Linked DNA regions of Homo sapiens: region 1 is linked to region 2. A link is a loop called in an ENCODE intact Hi-C map of the cell type or tissue named here. Cell type or tissue: IMR-90. All regions are shown on one strand. Each heading gives the region's core, and the rest is flanking DNA. Links, peaks and the distances in the headings are about the cores only.

Region 1 (2,913 bases), core at 180-2,679, 200 kb after region 2:
ACAGTATGTATTTGTTCGCCAGTAGACTTGGTCAAAAAAAATGTCTAAAATTCTGAAGACATTTCTATTTTGTTTTACCAACAATTTTTAAGCTAGCTTTATTTACCAAAGATTGCTAAAGTCATGTAAACTTGAAAGCATTTGGGCACGCAATTTGTGAGTACTCATGCACTTATAAGTCAATTTGGTACCACACAGACAACATACGCACAGACATGTACACATGTAAACATAAAAACAGAGATAGGCACAAAAATTTTACAGCTTGGACTTTAAAATTTTAGCCATGAGACAAGTAAAACTCACTAGTTTAAAAGGACACTTGGATTAAACTGTGCCTCTGTAAATGGAACAAATTAAAGTTTATCTGTCCCACATGGCTGAAGCCCTTACTGGTTTTGGAGAAAACAGGGTAGCAAATTAACATCTTGAAACACAGAGAAAGAATTTACATTTTCAAGAAGGGTTTTGGTTTTGTCAGAGAAAGATTAAGAAGAAATCCCACAGTAACACAAAACCATAGGAATTCACCACAGGATTGACAAGGAGCCCAATTTTATTTAGATAGGTAGCTTCTAATTTGGTCTTTGTTTTCCAACTGGGCCACTGAGCTCAGGGCAGAGCTCATTAATGAACAGAGCCCACAAAGCATTTGTAGCTTCCAGGGCCTAATACTTACAGATGTGAAAAGCAGGCCCAGCTGAAAGGCAGAGCATCTAGATCTTCAGAAATCAAGGATCCCACTTTTACATTGAATCCCATTTTCCGCAAATGAGGAAAACGTGATGGGACCAGGCCCTGCAACACTTTCTTAGAGCGCCTCACTACAAGACATTCGCCAGAGACTGCTGGGCAATCCAACAGCAACCAGCCCCCTCTGCCATCAGCCCAGCCCCCATGGGAATCCTATCCCTCGGTGGTGGGTGTTCCCACCACGTGCAAGTATCCAAACCACACTTTTCTTATCTAAACACACAAAGAAACGAGTCATCCCTGAAATAAATACACTCATTGCAACTGCTGCGGCCACCTCCAAAGCTGCAGCTCTCACATCTGACTCACCAGCCGTCACACACACAAAGGTCACCTTCCCTCTCACAGTACAATGGAACCCCTGGTGCCTACAAAGCCAAAGAGATCGGGTAACTCAATGCAAAAGAGAGCAGAGTTTCAGCCCTGAGAGGGGCATACCCGCTACTCTTGGGACTCCACAAGGAAAGTAAAAGGCCTCACAAAGGGGCTGTGGTGCCTTTTCCTGTGTTCCTCAAGAGGGCCCAGGGCTGTTGGAAGTCTCCTCTAGATTTCTTCACGTGGTATCTAACATGGCAAAAGGAAGGAGGAGCAGAAATGGAAGGAAAAACAAGTCCTAGAGGAGCGGAGCCAATTTGGGGAGATTTTAAGGTTTCTAAAAGACCAATGTTGGGAGGCGAAGACGGGCAAATCACCTAAGGTCAGGGGTTCAAGACCAGCCTGGCCAACATGGTGAAACCCTGTCTCTACTAAAAATACAAAAATTAACTGGGCATGGTGGTGGGCACCTGTAATCCCAGCTACTTGGGAGGCTGAGGCAGGAGAATCGCTGGAACCCGGGAGGTGGAGGTTGCAGTGAGCCAAGATCGTGCCACTGCCCTCCAGCCTGGGCGACAAGGGCGAGACTCTGTCTCAAAATAAATAAATAAAATAAAAAGCCAATGAAGTTTTACATTTTCGTCAGCAAAAATCATGCCAACAAGAAAGGAAGCAAACAGAGGGACCAGACATATTTGAAAAGCGGATTCTGTCAACTAAAAAACAATTCCCAGAAACAGTATCCAAAAGAGAAAAGGAAGACAGGAAAAAATTATAGTTTGAAAATCAGCTTTTAATTAAGCCTACTCTGACCATACAGCTCATTAAAAAATCCTTTCAAATCTCTTATTACCAGATTTCACTCAGGGCAATCAGAAAGTAGGCTTTCTATTCATTTGTCTGGTTCTAAAACCTGCATTTTCCCATTGTGTGTGCAAATATATTAATTTAGAAATTTCAAAAGACCCCCAATTTGGCCATTGCTACTTGGGATGATCTTGAGTTGTGTAAGTCCAAGGTGGAGCTCCACGGGTGTTATACACAAATACAGCGGGTATTTCCGAGGGCCGGGGGATGATCCTTAAGGGAAAGCTCAGCTTTGACAATCAGTTTCCCACCATTTTAGAAATTCCCTTTCAAAAGTGACCAAGGCTGGAACGATGTAGTAGGCTGAAGTGTGCTGCTCTGTGAGTGCCATTCCTCAAAGAGTCATCAGTGAGTCATGACTCATTCTTTTGTTTTTTGTTTTTGAGACAGAGTCTTGCTCTCTCTCCAGGCTGGAGTGCAGTGGTGCGATCTCAGCTCACTGCAACTTCTGCCTCCCGCGTTCAAGCAATTCTCCTGCCTCAGCCTCCTGAGCAGCTAGGACTATAGGCACATGCTACCATGCCCAACTAATTTTTTTGTATTTTTAGTAGAGATGGGGTCTCACCGTGTTAGCCAGGATGGATTCACTCTTTTACATGTCTCGGAATCTCTCATCACTTTTCGGCAGCAGAGCACTCAAGGTGCCAGGTGACCAGCCCTTATGTGCACCTTCTGGCTAAGCCAAAAATCCCTGCAGATATTTTTCTTGAAGGGAGGTCCTATAAGGCTGCTACGTATCATGGACGAACATTTCAACACCTCCATAAAGTCTCTAGTCACCTAGAGTCCCCAGTCGGTATGGAGGGAGGGAGTGTCTCTTAACTTTTGGGTGGGAGAACTCACTTACATGTTCTTTTCAGTTTAAAACCAGCAGGAATGGATTAAATTGAAATACAAGTCCAAATTACAAATAATAGGAAGCAGCTGCAATTTTTAAAGGGTGCTATGTAATTTTAGGCCAAAAAATAAAATGAAACA
Region 2 (2,913 bases), core at 172-2,671:
ACATTCAAAACTCAAGAACCCTTTGTGCTGTCTGCCCCATCACTTAGGAGGGGGAGTTGGCAGGGGAGAGGGGGAGGCAAGAATGAACCGTGTTTGATTGTGCATCCGCTATGTGTAATAGAGACTTTAAATTCCATGTAATGTTAAATTATAATTTTTCCAACTCAATGAGTTGATTCCATCAGAAACTAGTTCTGATGTGTGTGGCTTTTAAATCTAAGACCACTGCAGCGAAGTGAAAAAGACACCGGCAGTGTCGTCTGGTTTTGACTCTGAGATCTAGCCAGCTCAGAGTTGCAGTGCTGCTTCCAGAACCTTCTTCCCATCACAGCCAAGAGCCCAAGAGTCCTGCATCAGACTAACAGGCAAGGTGGAAATAAAGCAAGCCCGGAAAGGCAGCTACTATGTTAAGCTATGGAAGGGGAGACCAGTGCTGGTGATGTAAAGATCCCTGTGGCTGGAGCCGCCTGCAAGATAGTGTTTCTAAGGCGGATCCACGAGGACCTGCTCTGATAAATTAATCAGACCTATTCTCAATTAGCTCAGCATTTGTATAACAACAATTAATTTCTGTAAAGCCCTCAGACTAATGCTGCTTTGTTAATTAGGTTAGTTGCCCCTTCTGCAGTTTTCAGCCGGCTTAATTGTGCCTAGCAAATGCTTTTTGTCACACACCAGCCCACCGTATCATCCAGGCATGCTTCTGGGTCTGTGGCATCTGCAACAGACATCCACTGAGGATGGCAGGGCCAGGTTCTACCATCAGGGCAGATCCGGTACAGGAACCACACCACTGCAGTGGGCAGCGAGCCCCTGGGCACCAGCATCAAGGCAGCACACCAGGTTCTCTAAAATCCTTAGCAAAGCACCCCTTTGGGAGACACTCCCCTGCTGGCTCTGTCTTTGCATTCGTTTGTTCATCATTTTAATTCTCACAAGAACTCTGGGAGGTAGGGGCAAATGTATCTCACTGTATGTGACCAGCAGCCCTCCTGTCAAGCAAGGTAATACAGCAAAGGAAGGGTGAAATCGGGATTCTGACCCAAGTCCATCTGTCAGTAACAGCCGTGTTCTTTACTCAGCACAAAACTGTGAATGATTAGTCATTATTGCATGTGTTACTCCCAGGGGATTTTGCATTTTGCAATAAGAAAAGGCTTACACAGAGAAATGGACATCTAATGGCCCAGTTCCAGACACTGAGACACTTAAATGAGATATTTCCTAATAGGGTGGTGGGCGGAGGATGTGTTTTCAGCAAGCCCCCATTGGCCAACAGTGTGTGAAAGGGGCCCAACAGAAGCTGTTCACAGGCAGAGCCACCCCTAGTGCAGCATATCCCACAGAGAGCCCTGGAGGAAAATAAGGGTCTGTGGCATAATGAGCTTGAGGATACCAGTTATGATCTCCCTCTTGCAGACTTACAGTGCCTGTTAAAGGCCCTGAAACATCCTGCTGTAAGAAACCTGCTCACGGGAAGGCAGTTAGCAGTGGTTACTCTGGCAAGGGTAGCTGTGCTGGAAACTCACAAGGAGGGGAAGGGGCAGAAGGTGAGCCTGCTCAACATTTTCCAACCAAATCTATGCCAAATTACCTTGACTACAAACCTTTTTGTTAGCACAACATCAAGAACAAGCCTAAAGAACTAGTGTTCTAGGGAACTCACCTTGGGAAATGCTACCTTAAGTTCACCAAAACTTAAGAGTTTGTTCATATGTCTGTGAAGAAGAAAAAGAAGGTGAAGGGTCACCAGCCACTATTCCTGGGACATTCATCAGAAAATGACAATATCCAGAAATGAAAATGTCTGGGAGTGGAGAAGATGTGGATAGGGTTTGCTTAGGAGCCCCGAGGTCTGATCTCTGAATGGAACAAGGTCCGCCTGTCTTCCATGGAGGCTCATTTGTGCTCACCACAGGGACAGATTGGGAGAGAGAGAAGGTGTGTGTGATTCAGGTGCAGCTGGGTCTGGTGGATGCCGACGTCAAGTGTGTAGTGGAAGCCTCGGGTAGGCTGATGGAGTCTTAGCATCGCCCTGGGCCTTTTCTGTGTTGAAACTGGAAGCCCTAGAAACATGGCAGATTCCATCTGTCTCAAATGGTTTTTGGGTGGCTGATCCCAAAGGCCCAGTCTTGAGGACTATTCACCATCCCTCTCACCTCCTTTCCAAGCCTAGCCCTTTCTTCTTCAGGTGCTTGTGTCAGAAGAGGGAGGTACCAGGCACCCGCATAGCCTCCTCCATCTGTGGGGTGTGGAGGGTGCTGGGGGGCTGCGTGGCCCTGCGACAGTGAATTGAGAGCTGGCGCCAGCCCCTCTGTGCCCTTCTAGGGGACTTCTAGGGCCCTCTCCCACACAGGATCCACATCAGAGTTGTTACCTCTGTCTTTCTGTGTCTCCAGTGGCCAAACACACATCCATCCCTACATCCACACTCCCAAACCAAGCCTCCTCCCTTCAAAGACCGTAATCACATCAGAATCTGTCAAGACCAATAAGGAAAAGACAAGAAGAAGATCTAAAACCACAGCCCACAATGTGGGGCGTATCCATTAAGAATGCCATCCCAGCACTTTGGGAGGCCTAGGCAGGCAGATCACGAGGTCAGGAGATCGAGACCATCCTGGCTAACATGGTGAAACCCCATCATTACTAAAAATACAAAAAATTAGCCAGGCCTGGTGGCTGGTGCCTATAGTCCCAGCTACTCGGGAGGCTGAGGCAGGGAATGGCATGAACCTGGGAGGCGGAGCTTGCAGTGAGCGGAGATCGCACCACTGCACTCCAGCCTGGGTGACAGAGCAAGACTCTGTCTCAAAAAAAAAAAAAAAGAGTGCCATCCCATTTAGAATGGTGTCTAGTTGGGAATGTGTTTGGATCTGCCCTTGACAACTAAGCTACGAGGCCTGTGTGAGG

What was found. Hi-C counts contacts between places; a loop is a spot of excess contacts. Peaks named below come from ENCODE experiments on the same cell type or tissue, not always from the same donor. Only the 100,000 strongest peaks of a DNase experiment are listed, where the experiment ranks them.
Region 1: it touches region 2 in a loop (6-fold over the local background); 1 of 110 quality-filtered maps calls a loop at or near these places.

Annotation. Positions count from the first base shown.
Region 1 is chr2:128,535,479-128,538,391 of GRCh38, reverse strand. All of the region lies in intron 1 of LOC105373611 (a long non-coding RNA gene), which reads right to left. Among named protein-coding and RNA genes, the nearest start is that of HS6ST1, 220 kb to the right of the region's middle. RefSeq lists enhancers at 295-1,091, 1,092-1,888. In IMR-90, for the core only: a CTCF peak has its summit at 1,123; DNase peaks (open chromatin) are centred at 1,001 and 2,251; H3K27ac peaks cover 1,920 bases.
Region 2 is chr2:128,731,549-128,734,461 of GRCh38, reverse strand. No RefSeq gene overlaps it. Among named protein-coding and RNA genes, the nearest start is that of HS6ST1, 410 kb to the right of the region's middle. RefSeq lists an enhancer at 953-1,062. In IMR-90, for the core only: no CTCF peak of the experiment used is centred there; a DNase peak (open chromatin) is centred at 1,181; H3K27ac peaks cover 198 bases.